5 separate regions of the Homo sapiens genome follow, and all the other regions are linked to region 2. Evidence: read pairs that join two places in POLR2A ChIA-PET (ENCODE). Cell type or tissue: MCF 10A. All regions are shown on one strand. Region 1 holds the start of LOC130494219 (a long non-coding RNA gene). Region 2 overlaps MYO16 (myosin XVI). Region 3 overlaps MYO16 (myosin XVI). Region 4 overlaps MYO16 (myosin XVI). Region 5 has its middle 8.8 kb from the start of LINC03061.

Region 1 (4,000 bases), 130 kb before region 2:
TGTTCAAGAACATTGTGATCACTTCAGATAATGTTTATCTTATTTATGATGTTGCACTGACACAGACTGTCAAGGCTGAATTCCTACCCTGCCTGTCAACAAGTAAACAAGTCCTTAAGCGGATTATGGGAACTAACTAAGGAGTAATTAGAAGCATTTTGTCAAGTCACTAGAATGGAATCCCAGGGTGGACCCTTTAGGAGAGGGAGAGTTCTTTGATAATGCAAACACATTCTTTAGATTCCAGGTTCCAGTGTGGCTTCTGGGTGGCAAAGTGAGAGGAGCTTGCTTTGGAGAAGTGGAGCTGGCCTTAGGAAGGCGTGTTTGACTCTGTTGACAATTATCAGTCAGGAGCTAGATCTGGGTAGGACAGTTAGAAACACTGACATAATTCTTACTTTGTTTTGTTGGCCTTAAGAATAAAAATTTTAAAATACAGATGATTATTCTATACTTTCAGGTTTATTATCAACCTGTAGCACTCAAAAGCTTTCAATTATTGTTAATATATTTGAGTTAAATATCAAAGTAATAGGCATTACTTACTTTTAGAAAATTGCAACCAATAAGAGGCATTTCATTTGTCGTGCATTTAACTTTTGAGACATAATGAATAGTTTCCTAAAACTTTTCAAAGCTGAATGTTATGGAAGAAACATTCTCACCATAACTCTTAAAAATTGCATATCCTTACAAGTGAATACCATATCAAAATATGAAAATCATTTCAGATATTTATTAACTACTTAAAACTGACAAATGGTAAACAGAAATGTCATTTCTTTCATTAGTACAGAGAAAGCTCCCTCACTCCTCCCAAATATCTATTGTGATGAATTGGTTGATTATTTTAAACAATGTAGTTGCACAAATAGACATTAATGTGAATGATGATAGCATGTCACTTCTGAGGAATTGCATTTAGGAGGTACGTGTATGACAGCTTATGTGTAATCTTCAGGCTTGTATTTATGCCACAAGAAAATAGACTTTCTTCAATGATTCACTTCATCACAGGTGGCCTACCTACCTGAAAGACATCTTCATGCCAAAGTTGGCTGACTTTCTCATGCACAACGAACCCATATTCCCGTAGGAATTGAAGGATATGACTAATCAGTTGAAAACAGTTCTTTCATTTGTTTAACATGTCAAACTCAGGAACAAGCCCCAAGGTTCAAGTTTTACTGAAAGACTTTTACCATAGTGCTTTTTTGACATAGAAAAGAAAAACAGAACAATAAAAAAAAGAAAGTCAACAATTTTTTCAGTGAAGAGACTCACAGAGATTGAAGGTTCTCCGAAAACATTCAGGCCAATGCATCATTTTACATATGAGAAAACTGAAGTCCAGAGGTGACAAAATTTGACAAATCTACATAGCTAAAATGAAACCAAACAGACTCGTAATCCTACTTGGTGCTGGAGGGAGGCTGCAATCTGGGGAACTTGTTATCCAGACATCCCAGCTGGTAGAGTGTGCTACTACATAGATAAAGTCACTGTGGTTAGTGTCTAGCCTCAGCTTTAAAGTTCTGGAAAATCAAATTTGTCAATATTCCCATGGTTATTTAGAGTTAGGGGAACTAATATAAATTCCAAAATATAAATTTATAAAAGAAAATATTGTGACTTTTCTTGTTCTCTATGTAGAACATGCCCATAATCTTCCATAATCATCCTTATGACATGCAGCATCCTTACAATGACTGAGAAGTGGTAAATTTGGAAGCTTCTTAGGTGAGTGTCGAGAGGGCCGAGGAACAGAATAGTCTCGGGACATCTAGTCATCCCAATTTTACAATTGAGCTATAGGCTGATAATACCACTGTCTCTGTTCTCTAAATAAGCATGGCAAAATTGTGGTTTTCTGAATGTCGTTCATCAATAATCCAAGCTGGCTTTTTCACAGTTAGTGTCTAGATAAGGTTCAACAACATACATGTGGTTTCTCATGGTTGTATTTTATTTACATTCTATTCCCCCTTTCAGACCAATCAATCACCTTGATTGAAGTTCTGACTGTGGTCTTGCTAAGAATTCTTCTGGAATATGATCCCTTTTGCTTGTCTCTTCAGCTTGCTTGGCAACTTTCTACCCACTTTCCTCAAAATTCCGAGACATCAGACTCACCTCCAGTTCATCTCCAGTTCATGTGACAGCTGCTGTCCCTGCTGGTGAAGTGGCTGTGCTGTCTGGGGTATACACCCTGGGGTTCATCGTCACACACCAAGAATTCAGGACACAATCACATGTGGGTGGGTTAGGGAGTGGAAAATTTAATAGATAGAAGAAAGGAGAGAGGAGAGCAGCTCTTAGAGAGAGAGAGAGAGAGAGACATCTGAAAAGTGGGGAGGCAGTGGACCAAAACAGATATAATAAGTTGGAGAAGGCGGTGTCTGATTTACATAGGGCTCACAGACTGGTTCCATCAGGTATGACGTCTACATAGTGTGCGGGGGAAGGCTGGTTGCCCCACCCTAATCTAATTATGCAAATAGGCTTTCCAGTTGATCAGAGCCATCTTCTCTGCTCCTTACAATACACTTGGCTGGCAGGGAAGGGAAGATGGAGCCACCAGTTTGAAAATGTCTAGTCCTTAGTTCCTGCTGGCATTCACCTATGCAAGCTCCCAGCTTGCAGGCTGCTCTTTGTTAGAAAATGACTTGGGGCTGCTTTTCATTAAAAAGAAAAGCCTTACCCAGGACTCCCATGCCCTTGCTATCTGCCTAAGCAATTCCTTCTTAACTCCTATATCCCTGGGGAGATGGTAGGAGTGCTGCCCCTGTCTCCTTGCTTGAGAGGGGAACTGCCCCAGGGAACCACCGCCATCTTTCTCTATTGCCTGTGTGACTGCAGCATGGTGAGGTTCTAAGTCCCTGTACCCCTTTTGACTAAGGATGTTTTCCTTCTTCCCCATGATTTTGCTGGAGAATGAGAGGCAGAATTAAAACGTGCTGCATTTGTATTCAGATGTAAAGTTTGTGTCTCTGCAGAAAGCATTGCTTGTGTAGAGAAGGAAAGCATATTGTTTTAGTCCACAGGGGAGCTAGAAATGTGATCAGTCATCAGAATAAGGCAGATGTGTGCTAAATATTTCAGTCACTTATTAGCAGATAATTTATTGGCTTATTATCAAATGTAGCAAATATTTGCCATGTCTGCTTTGGGTTACTTTTTTTGGGAAGCCTTAGGCCGATTTTTGGCAACAGGGATTGAAAACATTTTACCACTTCCCTTACTGAAAAGGCCTTGTTGCCTGGGTGGGTGCCCAAGTCGTTGGTCTCACAGCTGAGGAAATCGACGATGCAGACACACCAAGGACGAGGTCAGAGCAGAAGCAGAAGTTTAACAGGTGAAAGAAAGAGAACAGTTCTCTGCTGCAGAGAGGGGTCCCAGAAAGGGTTGCCGTCCCACAGTAAAATGAAAGGGTTTTTTTCATGCGCGTCCGTGTGAAGAGACACCAAACAGGCTTTGTGTGAGCAACATGGCTGTTTATTTCACCTGGGGGCAGGCGGGCTGAGTCCGAAAAGAGAGTCAGCGAAGGGAGATAGGGGTGGGGCCGTTTTATAGGATTTGGGAAGGTAATGGAAAATTACAGTCAAAGGGGGTTGTTCTCTGGTGGGCAGGGGCGGGGGTCACAAGGTGCTCAGTGGGGGAGCTTCTGAGCCAGGAGAAGGAAATTCACAGGGTTAATCACTCAGTTAAGGTGGGGCAAGAACAAATCACCATGGTGGAATGTCATCAGTTAAGGCGGGGCAGGGCCTTTTCAGTTCTTTTGTGATTCTTCAGTTACTTCAGGCCATCTGGGCGTATACGTGCAAGTCACAGGGGATGCGATGGCTTGGCTTGGGCTCAGAGGCCTGACATTCCTGCCTTCTTATATTAATAAGAAAAATAAAACAAAATTGTGTTGAAGTGTTGGGGCGGTGAAAATTTTTGGGGGGTGGTATGGAGAGAGAATGGGCGATGTTTCTCAGGGCTGCTTCAAGCGGGATTA
Region 2 (4,000 bases):
CAACAGGAGAGAGCCACTTACAAATAGCTGTTTATATTATGACCAGGATGCCATTAACACGTCACAGTGTATATCTGAGTATTTCCCATTATACGTATGCACCTAGAAGCGCTGCTATGGTTTTTGTTCATTTTCTTCCTCTGGCTCTTTGCACTTTGTAGGAAAGATCCTAAGAGTTAATGCTGAATTCCTATGTGACAGAAGAGAAACAATGGAGATAATTCAGAGCCTTGTCATCAAGCTAACAAGGAGCTTCCAGGTACAAAGCCTATCAGGCTCTGATTCCATGCAAGGAAAGTCATTTTCTCCTCCTTCTTCCTCAAAAATGCATGGCTATATTCTAAAGGAACCACACACCCTGAAGTTTCATGTCTCAACCTATATTCATCCATTGGCCTGCAGTGTCTATTACCCTGACTTCTGCACCTAGAGAGCTCCATCCACCCATCATCCGCCTCTAACATTCCTCTTGCCCTTCTGCCAGCTCTGGTTGCAAGGCCCTCAGATTCTCTCAGGCATTTACCTCTTTCTTCTTCTGGCTGCAGAAAATGCCGTGTGTGCACATCTCCTGCAGCGGCTCCTCACTTTTCCCACGTCACTGACATTTTGGGAGGATCCGATAAAGCTTATGAAGCCTCTGCCCAAACAAGTGGCATGTATACCATGGGGGCTCATGGGCCACTTGGAGCTCAACTACGAATCCACGAGTGGTTTATGGCCCTCAGGTTAGAAATTCTCTCCTCTTTGGAATTTCTTTCACTGAAAGTGGATGCACCTTCTGTCTCTTATATGGTCTGTGAGAGGGCAGAGGCAATGCCAGATTTGTTTATCAGTGTTTTGGATTTCCAGTAGCAATCCCTGTGCTTACATTAAGTACATGCTTATTGGATGACTGTAAGGGAATTAGCTCCACAAGTTAGTGCAAGTCTGGTTTATAGGCCTCCTGCTTGCACAATTTCCCTGTATGAATTATTGGGCATTTATATAGAGAAAGCGCTACAAGTTGTGAGAAAAATGTCACAAACATTCACAACAAATCCTTAGGCATTAAAAATATATATTTCTAATTAATATAGGGAACAAAGAGCTTTGTGCTCTTAACATAGATAAATTTGGTTACTGATACATTTATTAACATTGAAAGTTCATTTCGAAGTGTAGATGAACACAGTATTATTTCTACTAGACATTTAGGGGATTAAAAACAATGAAATATATAGCTGCAAGTCTCAGGCACAAGCACTCTTGGCTACTACAGAGAGGCAAAGAAATTAGAAAAAAAATCCTTTTCTTCCAAAGAGACATATTCTCTTCTTGTCAAGCCCAGGTCTATTAACATGGCAAAGGAAGAAACTTCACACAGCTCCTGCTTGCTTAATGTCCACTTAGTGATAAATGGAGACCCCCCTTCTCTGGGGGTGTTAATCTAGTTTCCCCAAAGGACTTACTCGTTTGGAAAATGAGGAAAATTATGCATTGATTTAAAATGGTTCTGGAATGCAGAGGAGCGCCCCACTTTGTATGAGACAAGAATTCAGACAGTCACAGATCATCAGCAGAAGAGCACCTCAGTAAATTATCTTCCACACTTTTTCTAATTTTCATGAGCACTCCCACCCCCAACTCCCCACACACAAATAAATCACTGTGGGGAGAAATCATCAAGGGGAGTGAAAAAGATTTAACTGCTTCAGACAGGATAAAACACTACAAGACCCGCACATAGGCAAGAAGCCTGGGGGATGCTAAGCTCTGCATCCCATTATGGGATGTCAAGATTTGCATAAGGCAGACTAATGTCTCATACTTCAGTCTCGTTTCGATGTGTCAGAGAATAAATGACGATAATGTTGGAACTTCTGTTTCAAACATCAGGAGCAGAGAATAGCAATTTGCACACACCGTCCTGGAGCACATCCCAGGTTTCCATGAGTAATTCAGGGGCATTTGAGTCATTGTAAAGCATCCTGCATCTTGTCGCTAAACAATGAATGGGTAACTGCACTTGATTTGGCATAGAAACATCTGAAACCCATATGATATTGACTTAGGATGCAATTGCGTGTCTTTGAATTTTGATCTTTCATAGTTAGTTCTACCTGATATAATATTTAGAATCTTTTTTTTTTTTCTGTAGTAGAAGGGGCTGTCTGCAAGTGTTCCCTTGGAGAAATTTGCAGAGTCACATTGCTTGGTGGAATGCTAGCCCAAGAATTATTTTGTTTGTGTCGTGAAAAATGACGCCCTGGCTTCGAGAATCAGGCTTTTGTCATGAATAGCAGCTTCATGCTCGTGAAGACTGAAATGGATTGATTGGTTTGAGTACTTATTAAAATGCCTTAAGAATAAATGTTTTTTTCTTCTTAAAGAACATCTATGATAAAATATTTATAAATATTTAAATATATATTATTTAAATGGTTTGACATTGGTTTTCTTTTTTCTCTTTCTTTTTTTCTTTCTCTTTTTCTCTTTCTCTCTTTCTTTCTTTCTCTCTTCTTTCTTTCTTTCTGGGCAGTGTATTGCTCTGTGGTCTAACCTGGAGTGTAGTGGAGCAACCACGGCCACTGTAGCCTCCACTTCCCAGGCTCAAGCGATCTGCCCACCTCAGCCTCTCAAGTAGCTGGGACCGCAGGCACATGCCACCATGCCTGGCTATTTTATTATCATTATTGTTTTTTTTGTAGAGACAAGGCCTGGTTAGCTACTTTGCCAGGGCTAGTCCTGAACACCTGGGCTCAAGCGATCCTTCCACCTCAACCTCCCAAAGGGCTTGGATTATAGGCATGAACCACCATGCCTGGCTGATTTGACATTGGGATGCACTTAAAAATGATCCAGTGCCAGAGGAGGGAAATGGGCAGGAGTAGAGATGAAATAGGATGGGCCACAGAGAAGGTTCATTAATCTATTCTTTATACTTTTGTCTATGTTTGAAATTTTCCATAAGGAAAACTTGAAAAACAATTATTTTGTAAACAAATGGCCCTATGGAATAAAAGTATATTGTAAAAAAATTGTTTATAAAATACTCTCACTCCAAACTCATAATGTTCTTATTCAGAATATTTATGTAATCAAATAAAATATTTGAAATTAATAGTGACTTCCATTTAGCTTATGTGATCCTTATTAAGTAAAAATGCCACAAGAGCTAGTTCTATCAAATAGATTTGTATGTCAAACTGCTCTTTTATAGGTAAATTTTACCTCAAACAACTATTTAATAGCCACCTACTATATGCAAAGAAATACTGTACATTACAGCTTTTTTGTTGACATCATTTTTAGTACCTGTTTATAACTTATAAGCTAAGGATGCACTGTATCAGAATGTAATAAAACTGAATTTTTAAAAAATATTTTGAGTCTGATTTTCGTTAATTCGGCCTGGCTGTCTTCCACTTTCTTCTCCAGATTTCTGAGATGTACTGCATTTTTTGTCAAGACCCTGTCTTCCTGATCTTTTTCAGTGAGTAGAGAATAACATGCTCATGTGATTTCACTTTATTCTGGATAAACTCAACCAGACGCTGAGATGCCATTCAGAGCAATGGAGCACCCTAGTGGCCTAAAGGAGCCAAGGACTCTCATTCACCATTTGAATCGGGTCTCATAGTTTTTGAAACCAAGCAACTAGAAATAATTAGCATAATAATATTAGCCACATCATCACATGAGATGGAAAAAAATGTTGTGAATTAATGGGATCTTTATGTCTAGAATGGAACAGACAATTAAACATTTAGTCAATATTAATTTTAAGGGCCAAGTAGCCTAGACACTGTATCCCAGAATTATACATACCCATCATCAGTATAAAGTTCATTTGGCATTCTTGAGTTTATGGGAAAATTCTCTTCAACTAAACTCTTATGACTATTACTCGTTGCCCCTCAGTGAACAAATATTAATTTTAAAAGACTTTTTTTTTTTCTGTCTCTTTTTCTCTTGCTGTCTGAGCAGCATTGCATAGGTAGCTAGGGGAAGAGACTCTAGA
Region 3 (4,000 bases), 230 kb after region 2:
TCAGGTAGTTGGAGTGCCATGCAGGGGAAAGCACAGGGCCTCATGTTGCTCCTTGCTCATTAGTGCTCAGCTCTCCCTTCCCCTTCCTCCTGTTAAATAGCTCCCATCCCTACGCAGGAGCCAAATGTATTTCTTCCTTCTGTCCTTAACTTAGGGGCCCGGGATGGGCCTAAGACCTGGGCTGAGCCACCAAGATGGCCTTTTGGCAGAGAGACGAGTTGCTCTTAAGTTAGGGGGCCTAGGGCAGCACGTGGTCACGTTCTCTTCTGTGTTAGAAAACACATACAAAGTAAAACTGATGTGTGTGTGTGCGTGCGTGCATGTGCCATGTGCATGAGTGTGACAGAGAGAAGCCGCATTTGAGTTTCTGCATCTCACATTCGAGTTTCTGCATCTCACATTCCTGGGGCAAACATAACCTCCGCTCTCTTCAGCTACGCCCTCATCTCAACACTCCCCCTTTTTCTTTTTTCTTTAAATGTGTTAGAGTTGGGAATCTAACACTACCAATCAAGAAGTTCCAATGAACAGAAATTTGAAACCAAACGTACCTTAGTTTGAAATCCACCTCTGTCATTTACCAAATATTCCAGCTAAATATCCTTGAACAAGTGACATATCTGGCTTCTGATTTATTATATATAACATCAAGAACAGAAGGCAGGACGGAAGCCACTGACCCAATTCCTCTCATTCTCATTTCAAAGTGAAATGTCCTTGCTAACTTACACAGGTAGTCTAACACTCATATAATGGCTACACTGTCCACCTAGGGTAACAAAAGCTCTGTTAGTTCTAAAATTTTTATGATCTTCTAGATTAAAATAAAGACCTAGCGTAGTTTGTTTTTATAGTCATTAGAGGTGGCAATCCCTAGAACGTCGTAAGTTAGTTTTGCTTCAGCAATGCAAAATAAAGACAGACATGCAGACTTTGACTTTGTGCTTTCTCTTTCATTTGCCTTAAAATCTCAGTGACACGAGGAGATAAAGACAGTATTGCCATTTTGTAGGCAGCATTGTTGTGGAGACAATTTAGGCATAAATTCAGCAGGGCCTGGATTCAGATCTTGGCTACTGGGTGACATCTCACTATACAATACAGACACAGCCTTGCACCCTCTGCTTAGCTGCGGGTGAGGATTCAGTGAGTGAACAAACACTTCAGAGAGTGCCTGGCACATGGGAAGTGCCCCATGAACTGTGCTGATCATGACTGTGACTGTCACTTAGGTTATTAATAATGGAGTCTGTGAGAATCTGGTGAAAGCACCTCCTGTCTTGAACTTTTGTCTTGGGAGCACCTTCAAGCTACTTACTAAGTAAACAGCTTATTATAGCACATAATTATGAAGACTCACCTCCAAATAGTATTTAAGTTTTCCCTTACCTCTTTTTAAACATTATGTGACACTCTCAGATTAGGTTCCCTGTTCATAATAAGCCCTTAGCAGAAACCAAACCTTCACGGGAGCTGCTTGCCGTGGCTTCCCCGTGACAGGTACGGCTCCCAGCAGGATCACAAGTTCAAGCGCGCGGTGACTCAGCTTTTCCTTTCATGGCCACATGGGTTAGAAACAGGTCACATGCTCTGAGTCAAACACTGCTTGTTTTCAACTTAGCATTCAAAATTTGACCTTTACTCACAAATGTTATCCTGCAGCACCACAATCATTTCCACCATTAATCAATACAAAAAGAGATTCAGAATAACTTTTTGGATTTAGGAACCTAGCTTTTCTGGGACTAAACCCATCTAAGCTATTTAAAGTATGCTGAAGATAAACAATGAATGACTATTTCTGGCTTTCATTAAATCTCAATTCCCAAAAGCAGAAATTACATTCGTTCCCCAAATGTAACGTTTGTATAATATACAAAGGGTAAGAAAAATTGAAATAGCCCTTGTAAAACAAACAGCTGCTGGTGAGGGGGTTAGGGGGAAGCAGTCAATATAGGAAGAACCGTAAGTGAAAAAGAAACTTTTGGTAACAAGCATTTGTGTTTGTGTTTCTTCATTTTTCTGTTTTTATTTTAATTTCTTGGTTTGGATTTTTGTTTTGTTTTGTTTTTCTCGTCTGACTTTATGGAGAGCTCGCCATCTTGTGGAATTCCAGATCCGTGCAGTCTTACTGCCACAGCTCAAAATATAGAAACCTACAGACTTTTTTTCTTGTTGTTTTAATAATCTGTGGAGGAAGATGCTTATGCAAAGTGTTATAAATACTGTTTTCATGCAGCTAAGCCTTAGGAGGTGATGTCTATATCTGTATCACTTATATTCTAAAGTTAGGCACACGTCCTATCTGCTGTTTCTAGATATCATTCCTATGTTACAAACAGGAAAGTAGTTTTACATTCATTTTATGCTGAAATAAACCTCCATAAATTTTCATGTGATACTTTCAACATTTTTAGTTCTAAAAACAGAGTCAAAGCTAAACAGCACTTTTGTAGCTTTAATGATAAAACCAAATTACAGGTCGGGCGCAGTGGTTCATGCTTGTGATCCCAGCACTTTGGGAGGCTGAAGCAGGTGGATCACTTGAGGTCAGGAGTTCAAGACCAGCCTGGCCAACATGGTGAAACCCCGTCCCTACTAAAAATACAAAAATCAGCCAGATGGGGTGTCATGTACCTGTAATCCCAGCTATTCAGGAGGCCGATACAGGAGAATCGCTTGAGCCAGGGAGGCAGAGGTTGCAGTGAGCCAAGATAGCACCACTGCACTCCAGCCTGGGCGACAGAGCAAATAAAAGAAAAAAAAGGGAATTACAGCAATGTTTTCTTCTCTCTGGAGGTCTAATCACATAAGATACGATAAGTATTGAATATGCCTTTAGCTCACAGTTACTGATGCATGTATATTTTATTTTGATTCATGTATCTAGTGAGTTGCTATGAAGGAAGAAGAGAGAGAATGAATTTGAAGGAAGAAGGCTTGTAAGTTTTGTAGTGTTTGCTTTAGGACTTAGTGTACTTCATCCAAATTCCACTAAAAGCTACACTGTGGGATAAGTGAGTGAGCAAAGAGATGCTGTGTTCATGTGGTCACATGTAGGCTGGTTTATTCTACATCATAGGAATAGCAATATTATTTTGAAAAACATCAGACAAGAAGATGTGACAATAATAATGCCATTCTTAATAATAGTAGATATACTACATATAATATAGTAAATATAATACATATATTAACAATAGTAGATACAGTAATTATTAACAATAGTAGATATAATTATCTACTTAATAATAGTAGATATACTACATATAATATAGTATATATAATACATATATTAACAATAGTAAATACACTAATTATTAACAATAGTAGATATAATTATCTACTTAATAATAGTAGATATACTACATATATGTAGAATCAGGCAGCCCCCAGAATCACAGCAGATTCAGAGAGACTCCAGGGATGCCTCGTGGTCAGAACAAATTTATAGACAAAAAAAGGGAAGTGCCATAAAGAAATCGGCAGTGAGGTATAGAAACAGCTGGATTGGTTACAGGTTGGTGTTTGCTCTATTTGAACAACTGAACACTCAGCAGTCTATCAGTGGTTGAAGTATGGCCGCTGGGATTGGCCAAGACTCAGCTATTGTTACAGGCACATACACCTAAGTTGGGTTTTCAGTCTTGTCTGCCTATTAAGCTAGGTTATAGTTCGTCCACAAGGACTCAAATACAGAAGCACGGAGTCCTCCTCCAGCCATATTTAGTTTGCTTTAACATATGGTATTGAGCATTTTACAAATAGCAATATCCTTTACCTATGGGTACCAATTTTAAGGAAGGGATTCAGAAGACCATCAGTTTGTGAAAGGTTAGAAAGCTCGCAAATTCAGGTTTACATTTCTAATTGTGAACAAGCCAAACAGTTTCCAAAACTATGGAACTTAATACTCATAATTACCAAATAAAGATTAGATACCAACCTAAATTTAAACATTAAACAAATATGAACTTCTCAAACCCAACCGACATTGCAA
Region 4 (4,000 bases), 50 kb before region 2:
GTTAATTAACCTTTGATCTGAATATTGAGAAGTGAGATGGGCACCTAACCAGTTAGAACAGGGGAGAAGAACATGCGAGGAGAAGGGTTTCCACAGGATTTGACGTAGACAAGTGACAGGAATGACATTAAACTTCATTTTCTATGATGAAATGACAAACCCATGTGGAATTGGAGGATGGTTTTGAGCACAGTCAGTGTGGCTGAAAAACCTGGCCTCTGGAGCCGGAATGCCTGGGATGGAACCCAACTATGCAAGCTACTTGTGCAATGCTGAACAAGCATTCGCTGGCTTCATCACCTGTAAAGTGGGACCACAAGAAATTACCTACCTTGTAACAACTTGATGTGGATTATATGAGTCACATATGCAGGTGTCTTAAAAGAAAGCCTCACAAAAGTAGTGAGTGCTGTTTAAATATGAGCTGTTACAGTTGTACCATGGTTAGCTCCTTGACTTGAACAAAATCCTTAAACACTGCTGAATTATGATTATCCTGATGACTCAGTTAAGTAATGCTAAATAGGTGCACTTCTCACGATTTATGGCCTTTTATAAATATAACATAATATATTCTTTTATTACTAAAAAGCAACCCAGAAAATACTGAGCAACACATTAGATTTAAAACATAACTATGATTTATATATGACTCAAAACTAAATAAAGTTCTACAGGAAGAAAATTAGAAAACTCTTACAGCTTTTTTGAATTTTAGGGGTAAGATAACAAAGAGTATGAAGAGATTTTAGTGACCTATTTAAACAGTTGTTAAATGCAATGCTTCTGAAGTTAGGGTTTGTATTTTCAGGAGTCCTCAAATTCCTTCAACAATTTAAAATTTATTTGCGTTTATATATTCATGATATCTTTTTAAAGTAATTGTACTTTGTATCATCTTGAATATCTATATTTCAAGCTAGTACTCAATGAGATTTTTTTATGTCTTTGTATTTTATTTATGAGTAGGATGACAGAAGTAATATTATTTATACTGTTGTAGGTTAATGAGAAAAGAGCAGATGGATTTAATATGTAATAGATTTTCTTTTTCCTGCAAGAAAAGCTATGTGATATTGCAAAGCAGGGTAAGTTCAAAAGCTGGCTGTCATTTCAAATAGAAATAGTGGTAGGGGCTTGGTTAGCCAGTGGCATAAAGTGGGAAAAACACACAAAGCTTGACGGAACTTGATGAATAGAATAGTCAGCGCACGTTTCCAACAGTCATGTCATTTCAGCTAAACAAAATCTCATGCCTAACATCAATGTTGTGAATTTTACCTTTATTTTGCTTTTGTAGACTTTTATTCTACTCAAGTGGTCAATTTGCCTTGGTTTTATAGCTGAAATGAAAGCTCAAAGAGTAAAGAGATTATTTGTAACACTGTATGTCTATACATTTAATTAACATTGTAAAATAATTTAAGAAACTTTAAGGGTCAAGGGGATGTTTTTCTTTCATTTAAAAAGTATCATGTATATTACAAGAGTTGGAGTAATGTTGATCTATTGCATGTGGGTAGAATTAGTTACTGCCTCACAAGACTATGGTGTCCTTGGAGCCTAAAATGAGTAAATTAATCTCTACCCAGCACAAAGTATCCAGTGTACTTGCTTAGAGAGTTTAAAGGGAGTAAGCGTATGAATGCATGGCCCACGTTTGAGAGAAGGGAGAAACATTATCACACAGTATTAAATGTGTGGGTCCATTTAAAAAAAAACCTTGGGGGTAAATGGGCAACTCAGCTCCATCAAGTCCAGGAAATAGAACAGAAGAGAGTGCCTTCAAGCAACGCCAGGCTTCCCCTGAACGCATTCTTACACGTGAGTTGTATTTCACATTCACAGATTCAGCGAAGGGTTTTTCAAACACTAGAAAGCTCTGGGAACTTATTAAAAATGCTCGGCTGCTCTGAAATCACATGGGGTGTGGGTGGTCCCATGCTCGTTTCTTGCTGTGAATTCAACATGCCTAAATAGATCTGAATGGCTAGTGGGCGGAGCCGCTGAAGGAGAGGGGGACAGTCACCACAGACTCCTGGTGGCCAAAGAATGCAGTGCCTTAGGGTTAAGGGATCAAATAAACTTACATGTCCAAAATTATTATTTTGGGATGGCACGGAAAAAATTGTACTGTTCTATAATAGGTACAAAATCCAGGCATTTAGAAAAGTGCACAGGCTCTCTGACAGTTTAATGTCTTTAAAAACAAAATTGTTTGGTGAATAAGCTAATAAGACACTTGCTAGTTATTCTGTAATTTTTATTTTTAAAGTTGACATTCAAAAGAGAGCTGAAAGCTTCAAAGTTTGGGGGCCACTTGCAGTTCTGTAATGAGAGAGCAAAGTCACGGTTTATACGGAGCTAGGAAAACCTGACGTCCAAAGAAATTGACAAAGGGATCCATTCCACAAACATTTGTGGCCAAGGCAGTATTACTGGAGCCCTTAGGGTGGGGCCAGCATTTCTCATAAACAAGCTCCTGTCAGTTTGGACCACCTAAAATGTGGCCTGGGTTAAACCTCTAACACCCCTATGTTCTTTCTGCTCTTAAGACAGGATTATGTAAGGTAAAAGCTAAGTCATTTACATTCAATGAATGTCTGTGCCTCTGAACACCAGAAAAGCATTTCAAGCTCCTAGGATATGCAAACAGATATATAAATGATCATGGTCCAGACCCATTTCCCTATGGGTTGGGATACTCACCCTCAAACAAATTCCCTTCTATTTATTAGGTTTTCAACAAGAAGATTCCTTCATAGAAATGGTAATTCTTAGAAAATTACAATGCTACTTAAGATACTGGTGATTACTAACTCGACAACTCAGTACGGGGATTTAAAAAATGATTTTATTCTGTTATTGAGAAAACCTTGGTGATTTGAAATTTAGACATTCAAGACATGAATCTACTTTCCATTTCTGTACTTTACTGTAAAGAATCTTGTGTCTCTCAACATCTAGGAGACATCAATTAGATAAGAAGATGGAGTTTGATAAAGTGATGTAAAAACGGAGGTGATGCCAGTGTTTTCTCTAAAGTGAGACACTTGTAATTAGTTCACTTATTTTCAGGCATTACAAAACACTAAATCTCTCACAACCTGGGTGAAAATACAACGTGATCTAAAGGCTTAATGAGGTTTATTGATTATTTATATATTTACTAATTTTCAATAATTTCCTATTGGACAATTATGAGGTCTAGGGCATGAACCAATTAAACATAAGATATAAAATTTCTTCAATTTCTATGGATATGCATTCCTGTGGATCATATTAATAAATGTAAATTAATAATTTGCTACCGATTTTTAACTTAAGTCTTTCCCTTCAAGGATAAAAATAGTCTTTGTTAAATAATTCATATGTAAAATCATGTTGCTGTTCATTTGTCACAGAATTGATTTTTCTATTGACTATTCACCCAAAGGTGAAAAGAGGCATTTACTGACATTTATGGAAATTAAAAGAAGGAAATGTCTTGGCTGACTGAATAGTGAATATTAGTGTTTCAAATGCAAATCGCATTTCTACTTGGAGCTAACAAGATGTTGAAGAATAAAAAATGTTGAAAAATGAAATTTGAAAAAACAGAGTCTATAAAACCGAAGTCTACTTAAATAAATCCTAAAGATATAGCATAAAGTGTGATTTTTAAAAAGTCTTTGATTAAAAGCTTACATATATCTACACTTCTAAAGAACCAAGAAAAATATCTGAAAGTCAAAATAGCACTTGTGGTGTTTTAAAAGAGTTGGTCCTTCCTAATTCAGAAATATTCATTTATATAGCAATACAATTAAATTCATTCTTGGGATTTTGTTTCTTTGTTGCTTAAGGTTTAAACAAAGGGGAAAATATCCTTTAAAAGGCACGTTAAAAGTTTTATTGGAAACAAGAGGAGCTATATCTGGACAATAGTGAGGGAAGGAAGCAAGAGAGAGGATTTGCATTTTTTACCTTATCTGGATGCTTTAATTTCTTAAAAAAAATC
Region 5 (4,000 bases), 110 kb before region 2:
AGGGCATTCAGTAGAGGCTCCACAAAGGCCACATCTTAAGTGCAGGGCTCACCTAGCCCCAGAGCAAAAGCTATTCTAAACCTTCTCTAACAAAGCTTAAAAACATCCTAAGAAAGACTGTAAAGGTCAAACATCCTCAAAGAGATTAATCTCCTTCCAGAACAAAGTACAGAGTATTTTAAAGGAAGACAGGAATCCAGACATTGAACAACAGTGGTGATGTCAAATATCCAATTAAAATTACTAGACATGTGGGGAAGCAAGCAAATGTGACCCTACCAAGAAAAAAAATCAGTTGATAGAAACAGAGCAGTGACTTTCTAGTTACCAAAGCTAATGATTTTAATTTAGTTGTGATCATCCTATTTGATCCATTTGGGAGGTACTTTGCTGATGATTACTCTTCCCCTCTCTTGGCATCTGTAACACAGAACATCCCTAGTTCCCTGACATTTCTACAAACCCACCTTCTCACTTCTTTATTGGCTCTTGTGTCTGCCTTATTTCTTTTTTTCTTTTTTTGAGATGAAGTCTCATTCTGTCACCCAGGCTGGAGTGCGGTGGTGTGATCTCGGCTCACTGCAAGCTCCACCTCCTGGGTTCACACCATTCTCCTGCCTCAGCTTCCTGAGTAGCCAGGACTACAGGTGCCTGCCACCACGCCTGGCTAATTTTTTGTATTTTTAGTAGAGATGGGGTTTCACTGTGTTAGCCAGGTTGGTCTCGATCTCCTGAACCTCATGATCCACCCACCTCGGCCTCCCAAAGTGCTGGGGTTACAGGTGTGACCCACTGCGCCCGGCCGTCTGCCTTATTTCTAAGTATTAGTGTTCCTCATGGCTTTTCTTTTCTTTTACTTCTTTCTGACTTATATTACAAGTTCTCTGAAGAGTCTCATTTATTCCCATGACTTGAATTAAACATTTTCTTTTTATAAGTTTTTGCTTGTATAATAAAAATATTTTAGTAATTATTATGGTTATTGTGTCCATATGCATTACACTTTATCAAATATTGTTATAGACTTTCTTTTGATTCCTGTGCAACCTGTGTGTGATGAAAAATTCAGGAACTCTTACTACTATTTTTAACAAAAAAGAAAAAAAAAGTTTAGCAAGATGAAGGTACTTGTCCAAGGTCACCTGTCTGGGAAGTGGTTTGGCATGGTCTAGAATCTGGGATTTCTGACTCTTAGTGCCAATGCTGTCACCAAATCTGCAGTTTTCTACAATGTGTCCTTTGTAATCCACAAGGATTGAATACACTGTGGATTATCACATATTCAATAATCATGATAACTGCTGTGAAAAAATTGTCTGAGGTTCTTATTTAATTTTGAAATAGAAACGTCTCCTTGTTGGGCAGTGATGTGTAGATGAGTTTCTTTGAATAATGTCTTTAAATGGACCGAGGCAAATTCTGTCAGGTGATTCATGCCTCACATTGACATTCCAAAGAGTCAGATTGCACAATGTGCTTTTGACTTTCTCCCTCTGAGCAATTTGAACTATTTGTGCTCACATGTCCTATCATGGAGCTAGCTGCCAGTGTGGATGTTCAGTTTCATCATGACTAGGATTCCTATCTGTGTGGACACAGGCAGGAAAGTCCAGGATAACTTCAGTATAGGGCTGTGGGTGGCTTACATTCTGAATTCATGGGTATTGTCTTCCTTTACAGGGAGGCTAGTGCCTAACATAACAAATATTTGTCAATGGTGATGATAGCTTTCCTTATATAGTTCATACTCCATCACTCTAGTTAGGAATGTTACACACTTTTTTCTCCTTAACCCAGGAATCCCTACTATGCCCTTTGATGTAATCCCATAGTTTTTGTTTTGGTATGTGACTTGAGAAGTCAAACGGTTGGACACAATTTTGAATTTTCTCAGTTTGCCTTAGCACATTCAAATAAAAGTCAGAAAATGCAGAGGTCCTCAGGAAACAAATATCCCCAGCCTCACCCCCAAACACACAACAACAACTGAAACAAAAGCAAACACATGAATTAACAAACAAACAACACCTTGAAAAACCTAAACTTTTATTAATGGTCTTTTCTGTACATATCTGTTTTCTCATTTACAATTTAAAAGTATTAAGGAAAGCTTATTTTAAAGTAATTGAATAGCGATATTTTGAATTACAGCCTCTGTTATGTTTGGGACTGCACCAGGCATCTTTATTTAAACTATTATTTTAAGTTCAGGGGTACAAGTGCAGGTTTGTTACATAAGTAAATTTGTGTCATAGGGTTTTGTTTTACAGATTATTTAATCATCCAGGTATTAAGCCTAGTAGCCATTAATTATTTTCTGGATCCTCTCCTTCCTCCCAGTCTCCCCTCTGATAGGCCCCTGTGTGTGTTGTTCCCCTCTAGTGTCCATGTGTTCTCATCATTTGGCTCCCACTTATAAGTGAGAATATGTGGTATTTGGTTTTCTGTTCCTGTGTTAGTTTGCTAAGAATAATGACCTCCAGCTCCATCCATGTCCCTGCAGAGAACATGATTTTGTTCTTTTTTATGGCTGCATAGTATTCCATGGTGTATATGTACCACATTTTGCTTTATCCAGTTGACCATTGATGGGCATTTAGGTTGATTCCATGTCTTTGCTATTGCGAATAGTAGCACTTATCATTTACACTCTTCAGAGTAGCGCTCATAATTGCTCGTTAAAATTCTGCTTAATAACATGATTAAACCTGTGTTGTTTTCAAAGGAAAAACAAATTTCATTTGCATATGCAAATTTCATATTCATATGCTGTAACCTGTGTGTATCATTGCCCTTTATATATACTATTGATTTTAGTAGGGGTGAAATAATCTTTTATAACTGTGTTTTTCTTTCTATGTAAAAAATGTATGCTTGTTACTAGAAGGTGAAAGTAAGGGTTAAATGACTTAGAGTAAGAAAAAGAGTAAGTTTGTTGTGTCATTTCTGAATTCCTTTTGCCCTTGTGCCAATTTCATACCAATGTTTCACTGCAATGAGAGTGTTCATTTTTCCTGGTGTTTGAGTTCTGTGTTTCCTTTCTCTCACACTTCATCATACCAGGGTGTGTTTAGTGCTACACAATTTTAAATGGTTCTGTTTTCACAGCGAACAACCACATACCACATCAATAGAATGTTCATGATGACAGGCTGTATTGCCTTTTGCAAATAGCCTAAACAAATAAAGTTCTATATGTTTCTTGCCACCTTGAAGCAATTAGGGTTTAAAATGGAGTCTTAGAGGTAGTTGTGGCAATTAGGTTGGCATGAAAGCAAGATATGATTTTGTAGACTTGTGTTCCTTAAAAATATACAGTGTTGATTTCACTAGAAAACATATTTATGTCAGTGGTATACTAAATAGGTTACTGTGGGTTTGTTTGCCAGGATGCTCAAAATTGAAAGTTGAAACTTGTAATAAATTTAGCAACGACATGTGTCCCCAAATCTTAAATTGAGATTTTCCAAGATCTTTGGTAACACAAGGCACACACATATGCCTCACTGAGTGCAAGCTCCACTGCCTTATGGTGCCTCCCTGATGCCGAGGACTTGGTAACCGTGGCACTAATTCTGTGTGGGGGTATTATTTTCCCCATTTTACAAATGAGGAATCTGAGGTTCATACAGTGTAAGCAATTTTTCCAAGGTTAGAACAATAGCGATAAGATTAGAACAAAACTTTCAAAACCCATTCTCTCCATTTTAATAATCTGCCTCTCACTAGGTCATTCTACATTTTTTTAAAAAGGTGGTTTTGGCCAGGTGCAGTGGCTCACGTCTGTAATCCCAGCGCTTTAGTAGGCTGAGGCAGGCATTCAAGACCATCCTGGCTAACATGGTGAAACCCTGTCTCTACTAAAAATACAAAAATTAGCTGGGCGTGATGGCGCATGCCTATAGTCCCAGCTACTCAGGAGGCTGAGGCAGGAGAATCGTTTGAACCTGTGAGGCAGAGGTTGCAGTCGAGATTGCACCACTTCACTTCAGCCTGGGCA

Evidence for each region. ChIA-PET counts read pairs that join two places held together with the same protein. Peaks named below come from ENCODE experiments on the same cell type or tissue, not always from the same donor. Only the 100,000 strongest peaks of a DNase experiment are listed, where the experiment ranks them.
Region 1: POLR2A ChIA-PET joins it to region 2 with 41 read pairs; 5 of 35 experiments call an interaction of 5 or more read pairs at or near these places.
Region 3: POLR2A ChIA-PET joins it to region 2 with 11 read pairs; 2 of 35 experiments call an interaction of 5 or more read pairs at or near these places.
Region 4: POLR2A ChIA-PET joins it to region 2 with 13 read pairs; 5 of 35 experiments call an interaction of 5 or more read pairs at or near these places.
Region 5: POLR2A ChIA-PET joins it to region 2 with 11 read pairs; 5 of 35 experiments call an interaction of 5 or more read pairs at or near these places.

What each region holds. Positions count from the first base shown.
Region 1 is chr13:109,270,553-109,274,552 of GRCh38, reverse strand. It overlaps LINC03061 (long intergenic non-protein coding RNA 3061), which reads right to left. Exons shown (of 2, transcript NR_185883.1): 2 at 3,478-4,000. LOC130494219 (a long non-coding RNA gene) reads right to left here and starts at 2,350. Exons shown (of 2, transcript NR_185888.1): 1 at 2,134-2,350. RefSeq lists an enhancer at 3,078-3,806. In MCF 10A, no CTCF peak of the experiment used is centred here; DNase peaks (open chromatin) are centred at 1,082 and 2,442.
Region 2 is chr13:109,145,307-109,149,306 of GRCh38, reverse strand. The region is part of intron 32 of MYO16 (myosin XVI); the gene reads right to left. It overlaps LOC105370356 (a long non-coding RNA gene), which reads left to right. Exons shown (of 5, transcript XR_931717.3): 3 at 162-259; 4 at 546-725; 5 at 2,138-2,350. Among named protein-coding and RNA genes, the nearest start is that of MYO16-AS1, 20 kb to the left of the region's middle. In MCF 10A, a CTCF peak has its summit at 3,572; DNase peaks (open chromatin) are centred at 906, 1,906 and 3,566.
Region 3 is chr13:108,913,423-108,917,422 of GRCh38, reverse strand. The region is part of intron 16 of MYO16 (myosin XVI); the gene reads right to left. Among named protein-coding and RNA genes, the nearest start is that of MYO16-AS2, 190 kb to the left of the region's middle. RefSeq lists an enhancer at 1,488-1,617. In MCF 10A, a CTCF peak has its summit at 2,114 (motif pointing left); a DNase peak (open chromatin) is centred at 1,542.
Region 4 is chr13:109,195,125-109,199,124 of GRCh38, reverse strand. The region is part of intron 34 of MYO16 (myosin XVI); the gene reads right to left. All of the region lies in intron 1 of LOC124903207 (a long non-coding RNA gene), which reads left to right. Among named protein-coding and RNA genes, the nearest start is that of MYO16-AS1, 30 kb to the right of the region's middle. In MCF 10A, no CTCF peak of the experiment used is centred here; no DNase peak of the experiment used is centred here.
Region 5 is chr13:109,254,734-109,258,733 of GRCh38, reverse strand. No RefSeq gene overlaps it. Among named protein-coding and RNA genes, the nearest start is that of LINC03061, 8.8 kb to the left of the region's middle. In MCF 10A, no CTCF peak of the experiment used is centred here; a DNase peak (open chromatin) is centred at 1,533.